Linked DNA regions of Homo sapiens: region 2 is linked to region 1. A link is an interaction called in ENCODE POLR2A ChIA-PET data of the cell type or tissue named here. Cell type or tissue: PC-3. All regions are shown on one strand. Links, peaks and the distances in the headings refer to the core of each region. The heading gives the core; the rest is flanking DNA.

Evidence for each region. ChIA-PET counts read pairs that join two places held together with the same protein. Peaks named below come from ENCODE experiments on the same cell type or tissue, not always from the same donor. Only the 100,000 strongest peaks of a DNase experiment are listed, where the experiment ranks them.
Region 2: POLR2A ChIA-PET joins it to region 1 with 6 read pairs; 2 of 35 experiments call an interaction of 5 or more read pairs at or near these places.

The regions. Positions count from the first base shown.
Region 1 is chr4:187,231,578-187,244,318 of GRCh38, forward strand. The region is part of intron 1 of LOC107986335 (a long non-coding RNA gene); the gene reads right to left. Among named protein-coding and RNA genes, the nearest start is that of LINC02374, 36 kb to the left of the region's middle. In PC-3, for the core only: no CTCF peak of the experiment used is centred there; a DNase peak (open chromatin) is centred at 5,164.
Region 2 is chr4:187,291,144-187,303,884 of GRCh38, forward strand. No RefSeq gene overlaps it. Among named protein-coding and RNA genes, the nearest start is that of LINC02514, 73 kb to the right of the region's middle. In PC-3, for the core only: no CTCF peak of the experiment used is centred there; no DNase peak of the experiment used is centred there.

The sequences.
Region 1 (12,741 bases), core at 2,832-7,831:
TGTGGCAGTTGAATGAAAAGATCTGAATATATTAACATGGAAATATTTTTATGATATTATTATGAGAAAATAATTTTGCACAAATTTTTATATCACATGACCCCATTTATACTAAAACATTGTACATGGCCTAACTTTTTATTCATTTATGTATATCTGTATGTAAATGCATAGAAAAACATTCAAAAGTAACAAAGCACATTGTTCTTATTCCTGAGAATGAAATGAGAATAGGTGACGACAGTGGGCGATCTGTACTTTTACCCAAAATACATTAGTATCGTATGCATTTGTTACATAAAAATATATTCCCATGTTACTAGCAGGTGTGGCAAATATGAAAAGCTTGAGTAACTCAAAGAAGTAAATAAAGAACTAAATGGAAGAACATCTAAAATTTAAATTTTTAAAGTAGCTAACATTTAAATGAGTCTTCAAGTGTTTCCTCCTCAGAAAGATATTTTTTCCTCCACATGGAGGAAAGAAGAGGGCAAGTGAGAAGATAAAAATTATTGAAGATGTACATGCTCAGGAGTTAGTCATATAGTTGTAAAGATTTGCTTTTCGTAAGGGTAGAGCCAGGAATTGTATCTCTACAACTATTTGGGTCAGGTCTGGATAAATATTATAGTGCTTTCAATAGAAGTTTAAAAAAGAATTTTTAATAATGAAAAAAATTCTCTTAAGTATTTTCTTCGTATAACTTTTCCCTAGAAAGTGTTACATGATGACCAAAGGTAATAAATTACGACATAATGGTTAGCTAGTTGGAGTTTCATTTCAAAGGTATTTAAGTACCTCAGGTTGACAAAGGCTTGTCTACATATGCAAGATGGATTAGGTAATTATACACAATAAATCAGGGTGAAAAACCTATTACAAAGCAAAGGTAGGGGTGAGGGCTGTTTCTGTGTCTAAGATTGATTGCTTAAATTAGTTAAACTCACTGTGTTCTTTACTTTGCAAGAACACTAGTGACCAAACGAACACTTTTCCTACTGGGTCAGTATCTTGCATATACAAGGTTCTCAATGAATATTTGTCATAAAAAATTGAATTTAAATGTAAGAATGCTTTCAAAACACTACGTATTCATTTAAAACTCTGTTGTTTTGCCTAATTTATAATATTTTGGTTTTAGTTTAATGCTCTATGATATTTTATTTACTCTTTTAAAAGCTAAAAAATAAGTTATTAATAAATTATTCAACATGTTAATTTTTGAATCAGAAGAAAGCAGAAATTAAGAAACTGATGGTAAAAGCTCTTGGATAGTTTGGCTCAAACTTGAGTGATAAATGGACAATTTAGAAGGAATTCACCCAGACATCTTCCACACATGAAGGTACCCCAGTGGCTTTTTCACTGCTCTCATTCTTCTCTTTATCAGTGTTAAACAGCTTATCACGTGCATCTCAGCTCTAAAGTGCTTGCGCACTTCCTCCAGCCTTTTCCAAAGCATTTCTACACTCTCTTTACCTTAAAGCAATGAGAAAACCCAAAACAATCTACACAGCACTGGGATTGATATGGTTTGGCTGTGTCCCCACCCAAATTTCAACTTGAATTGTACCTCCCAGAATTTCCCCATGTTGTGAGAGGGACCCAGAGGGAGGTATTTGAATCATGGGGGCCGGTCTTTCCCATGCTATTCTCGTGATAGTGAATAAGTCTCGTGAGATTTGATGGGTTTATCCGGGGTTTCCTCTTTCACTCATTTTCTCTTGCTGCTGCCTGTAAAGAGTGCCTTTCACCCCCTGCCATGATTCTGAGGCCTCCCCAGCCATGTGGTACTGTAAGTCCAATTAAACCTCTTTTCCTTCCCAGTCTTGGGTATGTCTTTATCAGCTGCGTGAAAACAGAGTAACACAGAGATTAACAATGTGGTTTAACAAGTTTGCTGTATAATGCTTAGAAATTCCATACAAAATAAACTATTTACAATGGCAGCAAAAATATGTGGCATAGGAATAAATGTAAAAGCGACATCACATATTTTTGCTGCCACTGTAAATAGTATATTTTGTATGCAATTTCTATTTTGGAATATTATAAAACATTAGCTGAAAAATATCAAAGAAGACTTAAATAAATAGAAAGTTATACCATTTCATTGGCAGGGAGAACTCAGTATCATACATTTGTCAGTTTTCCCAAAATTGATCCAGAGATTATTGACATTTCCAAGAAGAATTCTAAAATAGGTTGTCATCAAACTAAATAAGCAGATTAAAATATAGATATAGAAAAGCAAAGGGCATGAATGTCCAGTCACACCTGAAGAAGGAGATTAGGTCAGGAAGACGTCCCCTATGAAAGACAATGCTTATTAAAAAGCTGTAGTTGTGATATAGTGGATATTAATTCAAGAAAAGCCAAATAGTTGAATGCAATGAATAAAGAATCTAGAAACAAAGACACATGTGTGTAAAAATATAGATGCATGACAGAAATGAAACTGTAAATTGGTGGATTGGTTTTGGAGCAGTTAGCTAAAAATCCATTCCAGACTGATCAAAAAATTAAATAATAAGGAACACTAACAAATGTTAAAGACCACATATGATAATATATTTATGACTTGGTGGTGGCAACATGATTGTCAAATAAGAACAAAATGCACTAGCCGTAAAGGAAATATGGTTAAATTTTATCACATTAAAATTAGGACTTCATGTTCATCATAACACACAAAAAGAGAGTGAGAAAACAAGCAAACTATGACACAAGACCAGCAACACATACTAGTGATAAAAGTCAGGGTCCAGAATATATAAACTTGAATATATATAGAAACAAACAGCTCGACGGAAAATTGTGCAAAAATATGAACAGGTAGCTTACAAAAGTGCAATCATGAATTACTAATACATCTATGAAAAAAAATGTTGTTAAATCCCACTAGAAATCATGAGGATGAAGGTAAAAATCACAGTTAGCTGCCATTTGACACCAACAGACTGGGAAAACAAATTTAAATCTGATAGTACAAATGTTCAGAAGATTGTGACTCCCATTAATCAGCGGTCTTTGGGGCTTTACCTAGTAATGGTAAACACGTACGTTACCTATAAACACAGAAATTCCACTCCTTGGCATATAAGCTAAAGAAACTCTTGCCTATATGCACCAAGAGATATATACAACAATGTTTGTAGCTGCATTTTCACAAAAGCAAAACTTGGAAACAATTTGGTGTTTTCTAAAACCAGAATAAACAAATGAAAGTCACATATTTAAACATGTATGCATCTCAAAAACATAATACTGAGCAGTAAAAGAAAATCACATGCGCACAAATACACATTTATATTTGGTAAGATTTATTATTATAAAAGCTAAAATTAGGCAAAACTAAATATTGTTCAGGAATATTAATATTTTCATATAAGTATTGATAAATTCAACATAATAAAATACCAAAGCTATTGATAATGTACAATGGTGGCTAAATGGGTAGTAGCCTTTTTATCATTCTTACATATTATCCGTTATATATAGTTGGCATATATTTTAAAACAACAATATGAAATAACGTGATGAAAAAATTAACGAAGCTACAACATGAATCCCTTTTTGAGCAAGTTGTAAAAAGAGATCTGGGAGAGTTTCTCCTCTCTGTATCTAAAAGTACCATCTCATCTATATTTAAGACGTCGAATATAGACTCATGCAGTTTTGGTTTAACTCTTTAAAAACGGCTTTCAACAGGGTTTCATGCTCCCTTAATTGCTTGTTGTTAAAAAAAAACCTATTTTCTCTGATGTCTTATTTTAATTTTTATAAACCAGTTTAGTTTAAAAAACAGTGAGTTACTCTAGCATTTACACTTGATTTGCTTTTTAAAAATACCTTCTAATTAAGAAAAAAATCATAGTTTAATATAGAGTCATTAGGACAGGTGGGGGTGGGCGGCGAGGGGGTGGCTGGACTTCCTCGGGAGCGCAGATCTGTGTCCTCGCGGAGATCATCGTTCTGCACAGAGGAAGTCTGTGACGTGCGCTGCCACCCGTTGCTCCTGGCAGCAGTGAGGAAAACCAGCTTAGGGAGGCCCGGGGAGCACAGCAGAATGGCAAGCAGACTGCCAGCCAGAGGGACACTGTTCAGTACAAACTTGTTGACTCGGGGCACAGTCTGGACAGGCCGTGTGACAGCCTTGTGTTTCAATTACTCCAGCCCAAGGAGGCAGGAAAAAGGACCATCTAATTGAGAAACAGGCATTGTATCTAAATTGAGATTTCCAAGGGTGCATCCTTGTTAAAAAGGAGAACTCATGGTTAGGTGCAGCCTGCCCTGCAAAGCCTGGGTCACTGAGCATCAGCAAGCTTATTTTTAAATCATCTTTTTTTTTTTTTATGATGACACCTCCGACTGGAAATCATTGACTTGGCAGAATAGCAAGTCACACATTAAGCAACAAGCGAAATACACTAATCGTAGCTTGACTGTTTTGTAAAGAATTTCACAGCACAAAAAGTTAATATCATTGATTTGGAGGAAGTATGTAGGGGAAACCCATATGTAGTGAGTATACTAATTGTGACAGCTCTTTTAAAAGCAGGCAGAAGGCATTATTGCTGAGGCAGCTTGAGGAGCTGTTTGTCATTTTAAAAAAGCATGGAAGCCACAAAAAAGAGTTGGGCAAGGCTTGGGAGAACTGAGGAATTATGAGAATAAAAAACAAAAACCGGTAAAAATTCTCTTCCATTTCATTTGAGGAGCTCGGAATTCAATGCTTTCTCTTAGATAATGAGAGAGAGCAGTTAGAGGCAGACGGAAACAGCACGAAGTGCTCATTACTTTTAAATGTGCAATTTAAATACTCAAGTGTATCCATGGAAAAAAAGATTTAAATAGCAAGCTTCATTACTATTTGCTCCTAGAAGACAATGATCTCTGCAGATTGCCCCATTCTGTTGAAGTCAACATGGAGATGAATAGCAATTTTGCAGTTTGAGAAGAAGAGGGGTATGTGGGAAAACTGAAATGTGAACAAAACAACAGTTGGGCCTTTTTCCATTGTTTATGGGTGCTTTGGGAATTCTCTGCAGCTTTATCTTTCATGATGGCTTAATAAGTAAAAATACAGGACATAGTCTACATGTTTGAGACATGATTCACAGAATGGTACTAATTCACCTAAGGGCCTCTGCCTGGCTTAGTCCACATAGCACATCTAAGCATCTGGAATCACAATGGCAATCTTCCCAAAGGCCAAGGGCTTTAGTTATTTTGCTGGTTATGTACATAGACCAGCATAAACTATGCAGCCATCTGTATTTTTCTGTACCAAGACTGAGTAAAATGAATTTATAATTTTGAAAGTGTTCATCCTTGATGACCCCTTCACGCTAATTTTTATTCTTTTCAAACAACTGTAGGGTCTGGGATGCCCGGAACTCTGTTCACTCCAAATGTCCCATCCATCCTCATTTGCCTGGTTGCCCACAGCTTTGCCATCTCAGTATGTTCCCCACACAACGCCATGGGCAATTTGTAAGATCGCTAGCAGAGCAGGCTCTTGAACCACGCTGCCTAGGTTAAAATATCCACTCCCAGCTTGCTGTGTGGAATGTTGGGCAAATAACTTAGGTTCTCTGTGCTTTCTTTCCTGGCTTCTGAAATTTACCGAAGAGTAATAATACATTCCCATTCAGTTACTGTGAGGGAGAACAGAGCTCAGCACACTGGCATGCAATAGGTGCTCAGTAAGCGTTATATGTAGTCATCCACACCACGCATCACTACTGTGACTGTGTTCCACCCTGAATCAAATCACTTTCTCTGTCAGCACCAACTCCTTCGACTGGGGTGAGTGTCAGCAGCGAGTGACATGCAGAGCCACACCAGGGCCCACAGCGTTTCCCAGAGAGGAGAGGTAATCCACAGGGGAGGTTCAGAATATGGAGCCTCCTAAGATAGCATCCGTAATGTCGCAACCTTGGGGATATCAGAAGAATGGCAGGTGATTTTTTTTTTTTTTTTTGAGACGGGGTCTTGCTCTGTCACCCAGGCTGGAGTGTAGTGGTGCCATCTCGGCTCACTGCAACCTCTGCCTCCCGGATTCAAGCCGATTCTCCTGCCTCAGCCTCCCGAGTAGGGACTACAGGCGCCCGCCACCACGCCCGGCTAATTTTTTTTTTTTTTTTTTTGTATTTTTGGTAGAGATGGGTTTTCACCATGATATTTTACTGAAACTACCAAGGGGGGAAATTGAATAACAGAGAACTCCAGAGTGTGCATTATCACAAAGGGCAACTTCAGGTAGAAGTCTCACTGATGTTCCTGGAGCCTGGGGATCTTGGTCATCAAGGAAAAGCTGCACAAAAAAAAGACAGGGTAAAAGGACTTCTGATTTTGCCAGAAGAGCAGCCAATGTTATGTAAAGAAAGACAGTTGAACCCTTAGGTTATTTTAGGTCATAAAAAAAGACTTGATTAAAACACATATTGTAGAGAAAATTTATAAAAATTTTAAGGATGCCAGTTCATGTGTGGACATAAGCTAATGAACTGGCTGGGGCAAAACCACTGGATTTTTGATGATATTCTAAGGAAGATGGCTTGATTCCTGGAAATGAAATTTATTAATAGAAGAGATTACCAGGCCTAAGGCATATATGCTATTTTATATTAATTTTTAAAGAACTGAGTTAGGATGTATTTTACATCCTAATAGGAATTGTAAATAAAAAATAACTGTTTGACAATTATGCAGAAATGGTTTTGTATTCAGTCTTGTTGTCTGTCATTGTCATCATACTCTTCCAAGGGTATATATTTTTGTGCAACTTACAGTCCAAAGGCAGGAAAGAACCCACAAGGCCTTTGCTTCCACTTAGATGGAGTTAGAAGTTGTTTCCATAAGGTGATAAGAGAGGGAATTTAGTTCTCATTATTTCACCTGCCCCTACACCCTCCATTCATCCAGATAGAAAGCCTTTTGATAGAATTACTCATTGCCCTTCTAGATATTTAGGTAGCTTCTTTAAAAATACAATTCATTAGATGGGCAGTGGAAGTTGACCAAAATATTCAGGGACCTATCATAGTAAGTATTGATTTATGAGAGCACTTTTCTCCTGACAGGGGGTGCTAGGGAAGCATGGAGAACAGGAGACCAACTCCATGGGGGAAAGATGAAGAGCAATGGTGTTTTTGAGCATGGGCCCTGAATTAAGTAAGACATATGTTCAATTTCTAATGTTGACACTTACTAGCTGTGTAAATGGCCTTGGGCAAGTTCATGGTACAAGCTAAGCCTCATATTTCTTCATCTAAAACAACAGGGATTTTAGTTTCTGTTGTATTATGAAATAGATATTAATAATAATTATTGAGCAATTAGTGAAACTGTTCATAACCAGACTGACTGTAGGCAAGTATGAACTCTAACAGATTAACTATGTGTACAGCATAGAGACACACAAGTGGATAATGTGAAGATAGAGGAAAGGACATATGCATTCGAATTTCAATTTGAATTTCACAGCGGTAGTCAAATAATACCTACCATCACCAGAAGCATAAGAAGTCCCCATGCAGAGCTGTGGTTTTCTAGCCCTTCTTCACGCTTCCCCATAGCCTTGATGGGCTAGATGCTGGCCATGGTTACCATGCACTCACCTGGCGAGGGCTTTGTTATAGCTTCATGAGTCTCAGAAGTTGGACCTGCTGGCTTTAGAGTCCGACTAATTTTGTTTTTCTCCTAGAAGTTGTTTCTGAATGGATAATTTGGTGTTAGACAATTAGAAATTCACTGGATTTCTGGTCTAGGCAAGATACATTTGATTGATTTTTCTTTTCATGTAATCGTTTCTGGTAAGTCTCTGAATGAGCATGTTTTCAAGCTTTTTATTATAAATAACAAAGCAAAATACAAGTTATAGAAAGACATTAGAGCTTTCTTCTAATCTTCTTGCCTGTTGTCAGTCTCCTTTCTCCTTTCTTCCCTCCATTCCTTCTTCCTCCTTCCCTTCCTTCCTCCCTTTGTACCTGCCTTCCTTTCCTTTTTTTTTTTTTTTGTTTGTAGTGGACAAATTAGTTATCATCAATTTATTTCTGAATATCTCAAAACTTGAAATGCACAAACATATGCTGTTAGTCACAATACTTAAATCACCAAGTGTCCTTTTTATTTTTTACATTAACCATAGCTTTGGGTTCAACTATACTGGAGAATTCTATTCCATTGAATTAAAAATTGCACTTCAATATCAATACTGCACTAAAAGCTCTGGCATTGAATTGGTGTAATTTTAACCTTCTAATAGAAATGGTTGGTGTGGGGTTTCTATCCAGCCAGCACATGCTTTAATTTTGAGAGAAGTTCTTTGAAGAATGTCTAATTGTTTTCGGAAGTATGTCCTTTTGTTTTCATAAAGCTCACTTTTCCATTCCCTGTGCCAACATTTTTAGCCGTTGTGGGATTTTCTACACTGTTGCTTGAAAGTCAAATTTAAGGTCTTAGGCAATTTCTGCTTAAAAATTCCATGTGACAGATAGAATGGAGGTTGAGACTGAATTGTACCAGTGATCAAATTAGGTCAGCTCTACACAGCCATGGCTGAATATGTATAAAACCAAAACATTTAGGCTTTCACGTTATTACTAAGTCAGTCTCTCCCCCTGCCCCACCAAATAGAATCTATCTTTTTATTGTTAGAGGAAAAATTGTTCTATGGTTTGTTTTTTTAATAGATTTACAAACCTCTGAGTTTTTATAAAATACAATGGGTATTTAATTAACTTATGAACTTAAAGCTTAAACCACATTATTTCCTTTTTTAAATGCCGAATGGAAGGAGCTCTTCTGATGGGTGAACCTACCCTTCCTTCATATAGCTCAGTCCGTCAATATCTTGTCTCAGCATGTCTTTTTTACAATTTTACCCAAAGAGAGATGGATAGAACAAGGTTGGCTAATGGCCAGATCAAGGTGGGGAAAGGAATCCTAGTGTAGATAATTTAACCCCTTTCCTCCTGCCTGTCCTTACATCCACAGCCCTATGTGGCTAAGCATAAAGAGAAGTGCTGCACCTTGACTGCTGAATTCTGAAAAGGTACAGAAAAAGTAAGTGGACAGAATAGAGAAGAATTACAAGTCAGATAGATATTCCTCTGATGAGTGGAGGGTGGGTGCAGAAAGGCAGGAGGAAGGTTGCGGAAAACCTAGTAACACCCATGTAGTAGAGCGTTCCCATGAAACAACTTCCAGACTCGGAGAATGAAACCTGTTTACCAATGTACCTGCTCAAGGAGGATTTTCCTGATCCCCTTTTCCACCCTCATTCGCTCATGCCCCAACCTGGAAGAACAGAAGTAATAGCTATTGAAAAAGATAGAAAAGGAGAGAGAAGCTGGTCACTCCTTTCCTTAGCTACATGAAAGAGAATCTTCAAGTGAAGATCAAGGTGTTGTTTCATGGAACTAAACGTTCTATATATTTTTTAAATTCGTGTATATTTTATGTCTTGAATGTCATGATAGGACCAAATTCCATGAGGTCCTCTATAACTAGGACAGTGAAAAAAACCTGACTTGTGAGATACTTATCACAAAGCAACCTTATCTGAATTCTCAATTTAAGTTTTCCAGGATAATTTACCCTACTTTTGGATTAAGAAATAAAAATCTGGCTGGGCGCAGTGGCTCACGCCTGTAATCCCAGCACTTTGGGAGGCCAAGGCGGGCAGATCATGAGGTCAGGAGATCAAGACCATCCTGGCTAACATGGCGAAAACTCTGTCTCTACTAAAAATACAAAAAATTAGCCGGGCGTAGTGGTAGGCGCCTGTAGTCCCAGCTACTTGGGAGGCTGAGGCAGGAGAATGGCGTGAACCTGGGAGATGGAGCTTGCAGTGAGCCCAGATCGTGCCACTGCACTCCAGCCTGGGCGACAGAGGGAGACTCTGTCTCAAAAAAAAAAAAAAAAAAAAAAAAAAAATCTAATCTCTCTATGACATACCGGAAAAGCATAGAAAATCCACACTATTTGGAATAGTTCATGTTCGTGGATAAATATTTGATAATTTATAATACCTTCAGCAGCTAGGCTCGCAAAAGAGCTTGAAAAAAGTGTAACATTATGAATGACATATTTACTAATTTTTGGTCTACCTCGAATGATATCAAATTTCATCTTTGGTCATGAACATTCCTAAATCCTGATAGAGATATACAAGGACTTTGAGGCATCTTGCTGTTGCATCTTGAATGTAATCCAACTTCTCCATGTTGTATTTACCTGAATAGTCAAGATGACTTGACACAGGAGGGCATAGGGCATACTACAGTTCTTGAGTTTTTAAAAAGCATTATAAATGTAAACTTTAGAAACTTACAAAGAAAAAATGCACTGATCTTATTTGTGCAACTTCCTGAGTTGTGATAAATGCAACCACTCATGAAACCACTGTCCACATCAAGATATAGGATATTTTTTATCATGCCTGAAAATTTTCTTTTAGCCCCTTTCAGTTAATCTGCATAGCCACAGGAAACCACTATTCTGATTTCCATAATGATAAATTAGTTCACCTAGTCTAGAACTTCATGTAAATGAAATTATATAATATATACTCTTCTCTTTCCAGGTTCCTTCACTTGGTATAATGTCTGAGATTCAACCATGTTGAGAGTATCAGTAGTTAATTCATTCTATTGTATGAATCTACAACAACTTGTTTATCCTTTCTCCTGTTCGACATTGGTTGTTTCCAGTTTGTAACTACCATTAACAGAGATGTTCTCAACATTTTGTACAAGTGTTTTCAAAAGTAATTTTCAAAATATAAACTTTGTACTTTTTTGTTGTGTACTCCTATGCACATTTACTTTATTGTTTTTGATGAAAATATCAATAGGATTGTTTTTCCCAGATTTATTGAAATATAATTGACATATAATTGTATATATCTAATGTATACAATGTGGTGTCTTATACATATACAATGTGAAATGATTACCACAATCAAGCTAACATATCCACCAACTCACATGGTGACAATAACCATTCTAACAGTTATGAGGTGATATCTCCTTGTGGTTTTAATTTGCATTTCCCTGATAATTAGCAATGTTGAGCATTTCTCCATATACCTGTTGGTCATTTGCATGTCTTCTTTTGAGAAATGTCTATTCAGGTCCATTGCCTATTTGCTAATCATGATATTTGCTTGCTATTGAGTTATTAGAGTCCTTGGCATATTTTGAATATTAATCTCTTATCATATATTTACTTGCAAATATTTTCTCACATTCCATGGGTTGTCTCTTTATTTTATTGATTTTCTTAGCTTTGTAGAAGCTTTTTAGTTTGATGCAGTCTATTTTTGCTTGTTTTGCATGTGCTTTTTGCTATTTTATCAAAAAAATCATTCTCCAAATCTACATCAAATAGCTCCATGTTTTCTTCTAGTTGTTTTGAGTTTCAGGTCTTACATTTAAGACTAACCCATTTTGAGTTGATTTTTATATATGATGTGACATAAGGATACAATTTCATTCTTCTGCATGTAGATATTCAGTTTTCCTAACACCACTTATTGAAGAGACTGTCTTTTATTCGTGCGTGTTATTGGTGCCTTTGTGAGAGAGCAATTGACTGTAAATGGGTGCATTTATTTCTGAACTGACAATTCTTTATTATTACCATTTTTAATTGACACATAATAATTGTACATATTTATGGAGTACGGTGTGGCATTTTGATAAATGTGTACAATGTGTAATAATCAAATCAGCACAATTAGTAAATTCATTACCTCAAACACTTATTTCTTTGTGCTGGGAACATTCAAAATCTTCTCTTCTAGCTATTTTAAAGTATACAAAAATTGTTGACTATAGTCATGCTACAATGCTATACAACAGTGGAACTAATTCCTCCTAGATAGCTATGATTTTGTATTCATTAACTGACCTCTCCCCAGCCTCCTCTCCTGACTACACTTCCTAGTCTCTTTATTCTACTCTCTACTTCTGTAAGATCAACTTTTTTAGCTTTCACATATGAGTGAGAACATGCAATATTCATCTTTCTGTGCCTGGACTATTTTATTGCACATAATGTCTTCCAGACTCATCTATATTTATGTGATTGACAAAATTTCATTCGTTTTTATGGCTGATTAGTGTTCCAACATGCATATACACCACATTTTCTTTATCCGTTCATCTGTTGTTGGACACTTAGGTTGGTTTCATATCTTGGATATCATGAATTGTACTGCAATAAACATAAGAGTGTAGATATCTCTTCAGCATACTGATTTTTTTTTCCTTTGAATACACAACCAGTAGTAAGATTGCTGGACTATATAGTAATTCTATTTTTAGTTTTTTGAGGAACCACCATACTCTTTTCCATAATGGCTGTACTAATTTACATTCCCACCAACAGTGTATGAGTTGCTGGTTTGTGTATTCTGTTCCTTTGGTTAATATGTCTGTTTATATAACAGTACCATGCTGTTTTGTTTATTATAGCTTTGCAGTATATTTTGAAACCAGGCAGTGGGATGTTTCTAGCTTTGTTCTTGCTCCAGGGTATTTTGTTTACTTGGGGTCTTTTGTGGTGCCAAACAAATATTAGAATTTCTTTTTCTATGTCTGTGAAAAGTGCCATTAAAATTTTGGTAGATATTTCATTAAATCTGAAGATGTCCCTGGGTCGTATGTACATTTTAACAATATTAATTCTTCCAATTCATGAACACATGATATCTTTCCATTTATTTAT
Region 2 (12,741 bases), core at 5,046-10,045, 62 kb after region 1:
CCCTCACTCCAGCTACCCAGGTTCTCTTTAGCAAAGACAGGCTACAGGGTCTTGGCAGGTCGTGTTCGATCCACTGGGAAGGAAAAACTCTTTTTTCCCCAGTTAGTGCCTGCTTATTTATTAGCTCTCAGCTGAGTAATTCCTTTCTCCCTTACTCCCTTGCCCTGTGTGTGGGCATTGCTCTCTCCTCGAAGGCCTGCAGTCATCTCCCTGTGCCTCATGCAAAACCAACCTGCAGCAGTGGCCCTGGTGATGGTTCACAGAAGCTCAGTTTGCGCTAGCTGGAAAGTGACCTCAGGTGGTTCCTATAAGCTTGGAAGCAGCGATACCTCTGGGGCTTCAAGGAAGTGCCTATCATCAGAGACATATTTCCCCCAAGTCTGCCTCTTTTATATTTTATGTCATTTCCCATTTTAACGCATTCATATTCCTCTGTATCTCTTTCAGGTTAAATTCCAGATTCCATATCTGACCCAATCTATTAGGTTGGTGCAAAAGATTTTGTCATTAAAAGTAATGGCAAAAACCAAGATTACTTTTGCATCAACCTAATACAACCTTCTGCAATATGTAATCAATCTCTCAACTAATCAAGTTATAAGATTAAGCTCAGTGATTTTGAGGGAGCCTGCTGGAAATCCTCTAAAGATGTTTCAAATATTATTTTTGTGGCTAGTTTTGTATTGTTGGTAATAAAAGTTTTTGAGAGACTTTCCATTTCTAAACACAAATCAAATATCTCTAATTCTTCTAGGAAAGAGACCATAAAATCTCTTGATTATAATAAAATTTTGCTCTCTCAATTTCTAATGAGAACCATGGTAGTGAAAATAATTTTGACATATAGAAATTGTTTTGATGTTTTAATAACTAGTTATCTGTATAGTGTCTGGCTTCCAGAATTTCTTTATAAATAATTCTGATGTTGATTAGCCATGTGGTTGCTAACCTTGTTCCAAGTGCATCACAAATTCAAATTTTACAAAAAATTAGGAGGAATTATGTGATCCACATGAATCACTGATGCCCCGGGGAAAGTTTTCGATGGAAACCTCACAATGTGGGAGATTTGGAGAAGAAACTGACTACATAAGGTATCTGCTTTTGAAAGGAATAGTTCTATTTTGGGAAAATTTTTCATGCCATAGAGAGGATGTTCCATAACTCACTGCAGAGACAGAAAATCATGAGAGTTCCTTTGTGTTTCTATCATAAGACAGAAGAATGTGTACCATCCGCAACATAAACCCTAAGTCCTACACTGGGATAACTTCCCTGAAGTCTTGGAACAGCGGTTCATAATAATTATAGCTGAGCGAGGGGCACCCTCTGCTTGAGGCGGAGAAACTAATACTGACCTTACAGACCAGGTTCTCTTGTTTTGTGTTGTTGAAAGGCTTTTTGCTACCATCATTCTCCACCATGATGAGAAATTTTAGATCTAGTTCATAAATGCAATTAATGATAGAAATGAGAACTTATTGTTAGATTCAGAATTTCTAAAGTACCTAGTGAGAACCTAGTAAGAAACACAATCATTCTTGACTGTGCATACAGTTAAGATCGTCTAATAGTGGAGAGAAACAAAGATGGAAGGGAAGGAGGGAGAGAGAAGAGGGGAGGGGTAGAGGAGGAGGGAGAGAAAGGGAGTGGAGAGAGAGAGAGAGGGAGACAGGAGAGAAATTCCTTTTGATCCCTGAATATTATAGAACTAATGATATTATTAAAATTTAATTTTAAATCTGCGTGTGCTTTTTTTATAAGATGAAAGGAAAATTTTGATTAAGTTTCTTAAAGAAGAATTCAATGAAAATATATAAGATGAATGCTCTGGACTAATTAAATAAAATAAATATATATGCAACAGCACACACTTCTCAAGGGTCCTAAAAGGTATTCTGTTACTTAAAAGCAAAATATTCAGTGATCTGCATGTATTTACAGAGTGAATAGCTTCTTTACTGTGGAAGAATGTTTGATTTTTTTACATTATAAGATTTTAGAAATTACAATAACATTTTATACTTCTATGAATGTTGACAGTATTTTGTTATAATTTCATTAATTATTAAAAAAATCAACTGACTCATAAATTATGATTCCTAAATAATAGCAGAACCTATTTTTTTCCTACTGGGCATTTACATTTACTTAGTTTCATTCTTGTAAGTTGACTGTTAATCTCCTTCTTTGTTCTCTTCCAATTTGTCATTAAATATTGGGATCTTCCTTTAGGGCATACAATCATAAATAAGAGGAAATTCTCCCTGAAATCAAAGGAAGCCTGCTGGAAGATGTTCATTTGTCTGTTGCTGGTTCTGACAGATTCCTTATACTTGATGCTTGTTTACACATCGGGGTTCCCCATGTTAATACGTCTGAAAAGCTCTTTTGATACAATCAATTCTGCTGTTATAGAAATGAACTGATCAAAAGTATCTTTTAAAAGACATCAGTCATCTGGCATATTATTTCCCTTATGGTTTTTCCCATTATGATTTTTAAATATTCTGAGAAATAAAAATTGCTTTACTATATGCATGCTACCACATATTTCTATGTCACTCTTCATTGAGTGTGTTAGGTCCTATATTAAGCATTTTGCATTAAGTTCTATTTAATTCTTACGAGAACCAAGTATACTGTGTATTAACAGGTCAATATTACAAATAAAGAAACAAAGTCTCACAGGTGCATTTCAGTTACCTGCATGGCCACAAAACCAGGAGTAGTAATGGAGTCAGCATTTATTCTACATTGGTCTGACTTCAGCAACTGCATTCTTCCAAATAAAGCAGTTAATAATAAAATAATACAAATAACTGGTAAAATATACTTAAATAATTATCTCCATCTATTTAAATAAAATAATTTACATAAAGTGCTTGGTACGGTGTCTAATATAATCATATAATTAAAACAAAAAGTGGTCACAACTTCTATTTGAACAGTTACAAAAACTGGGTTTTACAGTTGTATTTACCAGAAAAGGTCAATTGCTATAACAACACATCCACAATCTCAATTATTTAACAAAATAAAGGTTTGATTCTTGCAGCCGTTAGAGTCCAATGGCTATCAACAAGGTCAGAATGAAGGGGGGAGGCTTGCCAAGCAGTTACTCAGGGACTTAGGTTCCTTCCACAGAGAGGACCTGAAATCCTTGAAACCCTCCACTGAAAGATTCTATCTTTTCCCAGCAGATATGGAATCACAGGACATCTTGCGAGACATTGTAGGGGTCAGGCCTGAAAGTAGTATATATCACTCCCACTCATATCACATTGGATGGAATTCAGTTGTATGGCCTGCCCTAGCTGAAAGCAAAGCTCAGATACCTTGTGTAAACATAGAGCTTTGTGTCTGCCCCAGTAAGCAAAATACATCATCCTCCAAATGAGTGGCGATTGGAGTTTTGGCAGTGTAGTTGAAACCTTAGTGAATAGAAATTATGTTAGAGATAAAAAAAAAATTCCCCCCTTTGAGAAGAAACTTAGTTTCAGCACCCAAATTACAAAATGAACTACCAAAGATTATGCATTTATTTTAGCATTATAAATGTGTGTTACTAGTTTGATCTCCTTTGCAATGCCAGGGTAAGCTGAGTGTTTTAATTACAATGGTAATTTTTGTAGCACATTTTAATAAAACTGTAGCGTTTCATAAATTTCCCAATTATGACATCATTCTAAAGCACTATTTAATTCACACTTAATTAAATTGGAGGATTATGAAATTCGAGCTCATTTTTAAGAATAAAAAACTAATTTTCTTAAAATTATAGACAGTGACATTCTTGAAAGGAAGAAAAAGACTAATGATACTATCTCATATCCAAATATACTAGAAGCAGCAGTTGAAGAATTGTCTTCCTGGAGCTTGGCCAATGTATATGATTCGTAAGATACATTACCACACCCTGTTTACAATCCTTGGCCTGGATTCAACTGGAGACTGCCGATTCCTTCTGAAACAGCCAGAGACTTGTGGCAACCTTATTACAAATGGCCTCTTTTTTTTTTCCCACAGAAACATTTTATCCCCTTTTTCCCAGTACTATGACTCTGGGAAGAGCTTTGTTTCAAGATGGTGGCTGTTTGACCATTCTAATGACTAAGCTCTCAGAAAGGAGTTCTAGAAGGGAATGTATAACTTTACTACCACTGACATTTTTAACTCAAATCACAAATTTCATTCATCTAGGCATTTATTCTTTCACTCCAGAGTATTTTTGTCTTATCTTCTGTATTAGTCCATTTCACACTCCTGATAAAGACATAACCAAGACTGAGAGGAAAAAGAGGTTTAATTGGACTTACAGTTCCACATGGCTGGGGAGGCCTCAGAATCATGGCGGGAGGTGAAAGGTATTTCTTACATGGTGGCGGCAAGAGAAAATGAGGAAAAAGCAAAAGCAGAATCCCCTGGTAAACCCATCAGATCTCATGAGACTTATTCACTTTCATAAGAATAGCATGTGAAAGACAGGCCTCCATGATTTAATTACCTCCCACTGAGTCCCTTCCACAACACATGGGAATTCTGGGAGATACAATTCAAGTTGAGATTTGGGTGGGGTCACAGCCAAACTATGTCATTCCACCCCTGGCCCCTCCAAATCTCATGTCCTCACATTTCAAAACCAATCATGCCTTCCCAACAGTCCCCCAAAGTCTTAACTCATTTCAGCATTAACCCAAAAGGCCACAGTCCAAAGTCTCATCTGAGACAAGGCAAGTCCCTTCCGCCTATGAGCCTGTAAAATCAAAAGCAAGCTAGTTATTTCCTATGTACAATGGCGGTACAGGTATTGGGTAAATACAGCCATTCCAAATGGGAGAAATTGGTCAAAACAAAGGAGTTACAAGGCACATGCAAGTCCAAAATCCAGCAGGGCAGTCAAATTTCAAAGCCCTAAATGGTTCTCCTTTGACTACAGGTCTCCCATCCAGGTCATGCTGATGCAATGGGTAGGTTCCCATGGCCTTGAGCTGCTCCGCCCCTGTGGTTTCACAGGGTACAGCTGCCCTCTGGCTGCTTTCATGGGCTGGTGTTGAGTACCTGTGGTTTTTCCAGGTGCACAGTGCAAGCTGTCAGTGGATCTACCATTCTGGGGTCTGGAGGACGGTGGCCCTCTTCTCACAGCTCCAGTAGGCAGTGCCCCAGCAGGAACTCTGTGTGGGGGCTCCAGCCCCACATTTCCCTTATCCACTGTCCTAGCAGAGGTTCTCCATGAGGGCCCCACCCCCACAGCAAACTTCTGCCTGGGCATCCAGGAGTTTCCATACATCTTCTGAAATCTAGGCGGAGGTTCCCAAAACTCAATTCCTGACTTCTCTGCACCCTCAGGCTCAACACCAGGTGGAAGCTGCCAAGTCTTGGGGCTTTCACCCTCTGAAGCCACAGTCTAAGCTGTATGTTGGCCCCTTTCAGCCACGGCTGGATCGGCTGGGACACAGGGCACCAAGTCCCTAGGCTGCACACAGTATGGGGAACTTGGGCCTGGCCCATGAAACCACTTTTTCCTCCTGGGCCTCCAGGCCTGTAATGGGAGGTGCTGCCATGAAGGTCTCTGACTTGGCCTGGAGACATTTTCCCCATGGTCTTGGGGATTAACACTAGGCTCCTTGTTACTTATGCAGATTTCTGGAACTGGCTTGAATTTCTGCCCAGAAAATGGGTTTTACTTTTCTATCATATAGTCAGGCTTCAAATTTTCCAAACTTTTATACTCTACTTCCCTTCTAAAACTGAATGCCTTTAACAGCACCCAAGTCACCTCTTGAATGTTTTGCTGCTTAGAAATTTCATCCACCAGATATCCTAAATTATTTCTCTCAAGTTCAAAGTCCTACAAATCTCCAGGGCAGGGGCAAAATGATGCCAGTCTCTTTGCTAAAACATAGCAAGAGTCGCCTTTCCTCCAGTTCCCAACAAGCTCTTCATCTCCATCTGAGACCACCTCAGCCTAGAGTTTATTGTCCATATCACTATCAGCATTTTGGGCAAAGCCATTCAACATGTCTCTAGGAAGCTCCAAACTTTCCCACGTTTTCCTGTCTTCTTCTGAGCCCTCCAACCTGTTGCAACCTTTGTCTACTACCCAATTCCAAAGTTGTTTTCACATTTTCAGGTATCTTTTCAGCAGTGCCCCACTCTACTGGTACCAATTTAGTGTATTAGTTCGTTTTCACACTGCTGATAAACACATACTTGAGACTGGGGAAAAAAAAGACATTTAATTGGACTTACAGTTCCACATGGCTGGGGAGGCCTCAGAATCATGGCAGGAAGTGAAAGGCACTTCTTACATGGTGGCAGCAAGAGAAAATGAGGAAGAAGCAAAAGTGGAAACCCCTGAGAAACCCATCAGATCTTGAGACATATTCACCCTCATGAGAATAGCATGGGAAAGACCCACCCCCATGATTCAATTATCTCCCCCTGGGTCCCTCCTATGACACGTGGGGATTCTGGGGGATACCATTCAAGTTGAGATTTGAGTGGGCACACAGCCAAACCATATCATCTTCTATGCCACAGGTACTGGAATATAACTTGAAGAGATCCTGGATCCCAACTCACATTATTTTGGGGAAGAGAAACAAGTAGTTGAATAAACAAAATAAAATCCAGTTTATGAAAAGTGCTATAAAGAACACAAATGGGGATGCTGGGTCTTTATGTAATAACAATGGGGCCTTTAAAATAGAGTATGGAAGAAGCTACTTTAGATGGCTGCAAGTGGGAAGCCCTCCACGGAGGTTCAAGCTGAGATATAAAGGATGAGAAAAGTCCAGTCACATGAAAGCACAGGAAAAGAGAAACCTTGGAGGCCCAGCAATGGGGGAGATTGGAGTGTGACTGCTGCAGTGAGCCAGTGGCTGGGGAAATGCGTGATTGGAAAGGAGAACAAAAGCCAGGCCATGCAAAGGCTCGATGTGTCATGGAAACCTGTGGAAAGATGTTAGGTTGGGACATGTTTTGTTCCTGGGATATGAATTACATTTTTAAAAGTTTATTTTTGTCACTTAAGAGAATAGATTGAAAAGGGTAAAATTAAACACTAGGAGATCAGTTAGTGAATGATCTGGGCAAGAGAAATCTGGCTTGAATCATGGTGGTGAGGGTGCAGGTAGAAAGAGGTGAGTCTGAGATCTATCTGGGAGTGTCACAGAGAGCCTGATGAGAGGAGGTGAGGGATGGGAGAAGGGAGGAGTGGAAGTAGGTGACTTTTAGGTTGTTGCCTGGTAACCAAGTGGATAATGGTGCTATTTACTGAAATGTAAAGATGACTCTGCTGGGCGAGGGCAGGAGGGAAGTCATAGAATGTACTTGGGATATGTTGGGATATCTAAGGCTACTTGAAATGCCTATGAGACATTCAACATAAATTTCAAATAAATAGTTGGATATAAGCCTAGATCTAGGGGGAAAGTTGGAGCTAAAGACATAATTAGCATTTATCAGATTATAGATGGTAGATAGATCTACATTCATGGGAGTGTGTGAGATCAACTGCGAAAAAGTACATATGTGTAAGAAAAGAGTGCTTAAAACCTACTCGTGAGAAAATTCAATATTTAAAGATAAGTAAAGGAGGAGGCTCATGTGTAGAGTCTATATACAAATTGGAAGTGGTGGTGACTGAAAAAAATGCATTAAAATTAACCAAATTTTCTCTTTTCTAGGCACTGTCCTAATTGTAGATGCTTGAGAAAATAGAGATGTAATCATGGATACCCACCAGGTATTTGAGTCAGGTTCTTCAATGCAAAAGTCACATAGAAGCTGCTGCTTTAATGTTTGTAACAGACTTCCAAACTAATGTCTCTTATAATGTCCCTGTGTATTAAGATTTCCATAAAACCATTACAATTTCTATTTATTTTGTCTAGATGTAAAGCAGACGGCATATCATATTACATATATTGCTAAAATTCTTGCAGCCTAATGTATACAGATTTGTGAATTTTGAGTGATCTGAAGTTCATGAATATTTTGAGGTTGGTTTGTTTTGTCTTGTTCAAAGCCTAGATATCATGTTTTTTCAGTTTAACATATTTCTTGAGGGAAAAGAAATGTTTAGATTTCCAGCTAGTTATAAAATTGTCAGAAAGAATAGAAGTTAAACATACAGAGAAACAAAGGTTACACATCTGGGAAAATAGTAGAAAAGCCTTTATATAGTCTTGGCAAATGAATTCAGAGGTTTTATTTTTAATCACAACTGTGAAGAAAGAAAGATTACCTTTTGGGGAAATTAATGAATATTGTGGGCTTAGACATAAAATAATTGTTAATTGCTCCATTTATTAGAAATCATATGTCAAAAGTGTTTTATCATCAGTAATACAATAGCAATAGAGATAAAAATATATACGGATATTTGATTTTGATGATTTTAATCTCCTATGCCATTTCCATAACAACATGATTATTCACACCTGTCAAACTGATGGGTGAGAATGTCAACTTGCCCTTGAATGCCAAAGACTATTTTCAGACCCTTGAGTTTTCTCACCAATTCAATCCATTTTGCATGCTTCTGACATGCCTTTTAGAAGACCAATTTGCTTATATCTCTTTACCTATTTACTGAAACCCTCATTTATTAGCTTGGCATTCAAAGTCTTCTACAGTCTTGCCATATCTCACTTTAAATCTGTTTCTCCCCCTACTCACCTTCTCCAATGCAATCCCTATGTTGTAATATGGCTAATCTACTTGTTTTTTTAATGTATTTCATGTTACTACTATCTTGAAGTGTTTTCTATGTATTTCTGTCTCTACACTGTGATCCTGCATTGTGCCATCTACTTAGTGACATGCATTCCCTTCTTTGACACATGTGTCTTACGTGCCTTTGTCCCCCACATATTACCTAGACTGGTGCCATATCATAGACAGTAGGTTATCAATAAATGCTTCTTGGTTAGTTAGATGATTAGTATACAGTATGCTTTTGATGAGAAGGGTAAAGAAAATCATCAGAGAAGTTAATGGAATTAGACTCCACCCTGGGTGTCTCTGCCTTCAAAACTCATGTCTTTCACATTATTCCACGCCAACTCCCACAGAATAGTATTTGTCTTAGTCCATTTCTGATGTCATAACAGAAAACCGGAGATCAGGTAATTAATTATATGATTAGTTAGAAAAAGATTCATAACTAGAACCTAGTGCTCCCCATTTCCCTCATGCTTGATAGGTTTTTAAAAATTTATTGAAATAGTTGCAATTTTGTCAAATTATTTTTGACTCATAATTCATACCTTCTGATATTTCTTACTTTGTAAAAATGATTTTCTTCTTTCCATTTTGTATCTACAATTCAGCTTCGGTTTCTTTCTTTTCATTTCTACTTTTCCCTTTTGTTTAAAATATAACCCATTACAATAAACTTAGGAAAGACTGTACTGAATATTGTCTCTATAAAGGGCATGAAAGTCTCCTTAATGTGAAGTTGAGGTAGCGTTAAATATACACTTAATTCAGCAAACTGACATCTCACCAAGCAATCTTTTTGCTATGTGGACACATTTGTGTGTTTGTGTGCGTGTGTGTGCGTGTTTGTGTGTGCGTGTGTGTATGTATGTATTGCGCATGTGTGTCTGCACATTGTAGAGAATGGCATTTTCACATTACCACAAAAACACTTTATATAAGAAAATAATTCTAAATTGGTCCATAGGAGAGGGAGCCATAGGATGGGTTAGAACTGACTTCTGTCTCTGACTTCTCCATCCCCATTATTTTGTTTTGTGTTTCTGAAGCCAGTTTTACATCTTAGTAGAGCCATAAATAATGACAATAAGCTGGAAAGGCTGGCATCTACGAGGGTGGAGAGAAGAGGTCAATAACATACATATATAGTCTTGGGGGTGCTAAATGTTGAGTAAAGCTAACTCCAAGCAGAGCACAATGAGTGGCTGGAGAAAAATACCTGTCAGTCTCCACACTTTCAATTCCAGGGTGAGGAAGGGTCCTTACCAGACTTGAGGGAGCTTTTGAGGTGTTCTAGCCAAGCTCTTCAATGAATTGTCATTCAGGCTACCTGCCTACTCCTTCGGCTACTCTACCCAAAGTTCCTGCCCCATGGGTGGGGCCACTGCATCAAACAACTCTCCAGGGAGAACCATTCACATCATCACCTATGCCTATCTGAATGGCACCTATGCCTATCTGAATGGAGCCTATTCAACCACAGTCCATACGGCTTTACCTGCAGCCTTGCATAAAACCTTGTAGAAATATTTCTTCAAATTCCTTTCTATTTTCTGATTATCTTTTCTTTTCTTTTTTTTTTTTTTTTGCTTATTTTTAGGGCGCAAATATTTAAATTTTAGATTTTCTTTACATTAACAATGCAAAATACACACAATTCATTCACAAGTTAGCAACTCAGCTAATGTAGACACTTCTGGGCAATGGCTGGTGTTTTGTTTTCAGATATGGTTAAGAAAATAGCCATACAATGGCTCCTGTTTGGGCTCTGAAGCCAACAGACTCCTTCCTCTGTCCCCAAATAGGATAACAAAAGATTTAGGGAATATTCAATACTTTTCTCAAAGAAGTAAGTGATTTGAGTGTAAGTTGCTACTTCCCTGTAAGAAATAACAGCAAGCATAGATACGCCTAAGGGAAGGCAGGACGAAGCCGCCACTTTCCTTGGAGTCTAAAACTCTGACCTGAAAAGTGTTCGCAAGGGATTGGAACCAAAGCCAGGATTGATTTGCTGAGATTTGCACTCTCACCTAATGGCCTGAGGAAGCAGTGCTGCTGTCTTGGTTTGTTCTGGCAGCTATAACGAAATACCATAGACTGGGTGGCTTATAAACAACGGAAATTTATTTCTCACCGTTCTGGAAGCGGGAAGTCCGAAATCAAGGCCTGACAGTTTCCGTGTCTGTGGGAGGGCCGATTTCCTTGTTCACAGAGAGCACCATCTTGCTGCATCCTCACACGGCGTGCGGGGCGAGGCGGTTCTCTGGGCCCTCTTTCATCAGGGCACCGATCCCCTTACTGATGGGGGCTCCGCCCTTACGATCTAATCACCTCCCAACAGCCCCCCTTCCCAACACTCTCACACTGGTGACTAGATTTCAGCATGAATTCTAGGGGAGCCACAAACACTCAGACCACAGCAGTGACCAACGTAGCATTAGTCAAGAAAGCCCAAGACACTCAGTCTCTGCTAGGGAGGAAGATCTTATCGGTAAATGTGAACATGTATTTCAGGATTCAAGAGGTGATTAGAAGTGAACAGTTTTAAAGATTACAGAAAGCACAGTGGCAATGCTTTAAAAGAAAGACTGCTTTCCTGTTTGAGTAAGAGCAAGAATATTAAATCAGGAGCATTCGCCAATTGACATTCCTGTGCTGGTGTGAGGAGAGGGCAGACGTTCAAGTCAGAGCTCAGCTATCCAGCTCATCTTCACTCCACTGGACTCTGAGGCCAGATAATTAGATTCCTTCTTTTCTCCCAAATTTATATTTCATCACAAAGCTGAATGACCTTTCCTGTCAGTGCAACCAACAAAGATGGCTGGGCAGGAAGTAACCAGACGTTGCAGGCCCTCCCACACCAAGGAAGTTGTATATTGCAACCACACAGACTGATTTTTGTTTTAATGCCAAGCTATGCAGCTCGGCTGTCAGAGCAATGAAGTGAAAATAAAATTAGGGGCCAAATGTCTAAACCCTCAAGAAATGTCATGGATAAGAAGAATAAAACAAGTAAAAGGTTTTCCTTTTTTTGTTTTAATGTTTAAATATATATGAATTTTGTTATCAGTGCACTGAAAATGGAATCAGTGACCCGTTGGACCAAATGCTTATGTTCAAGAAATGCCTTGAACTTTAAATAAACTCCATGTTATTTTGCTTTGGATTAATTTACTTGCAGATGTGTGACATTGCTTGGGAATATAGGTCCAGCTGGAAAATACAGACAGAGGCAGGGCAGAACCTAATTTTCTTACGATTCAGACTTTGCTGAACAGACAACATAGCTTTCAAAAGAAACATGAACTTCTCTTTCTTATTCACTTCAGGGACAGAGAGATTGAATTGAAGGCAGAATTCGGAGTTTCCTCCAATGACCACAAAATAGCATTTTAAAATCTTGTCGTGTTTGTTTTTTGCGGCTGTTTTGATTTTTTTTTCTTTTCCTCAGCAGGCTTGTGAATTTCCAAGTAGCCCCATCCTGCTGCTTCTTCCCTTATTCCTGTATTTATTAGCAGAGAGGATGCAGTCAGCAGCTCTGCAGCCATAGGGAATTCACATCACCTCTCTGAGCCTTAGCTTTCTCTCTGTAAACTGAGAGCATTGGGCTAAATAATTTCTTCCTCCAGTGGTTGGTCTATTTCCTAGGTCTGTGTGGAGTTACTACTTGGATGTCCCTGAGGGGGAGGTAGAATCTCTTCACTATAGCCCCCAATACTAGAGGATCAGTTAGTCAGTCAGCCAAAGAGATCATTCACGTCAATTTGTGAAGGAGGCCGGGGTGGTGGCCTACCTACGCTCCAAGAACCTAGTACCTCCTTTCCCCTCTCCTATCAGATGACTTTTTTTTTTCTGTTTTCAGTTTGCTCTTCTATAGAATTATACTACACTTTTACTGGTATATATAGAAAAGCAATTTTCATTACCATAAAGGATTAGAAAGCAAAACTTTAAAAACTAAGCTCATGCAAGTATCTTCACATCTTAGAATATTAGGGGAGATATTCATATGGG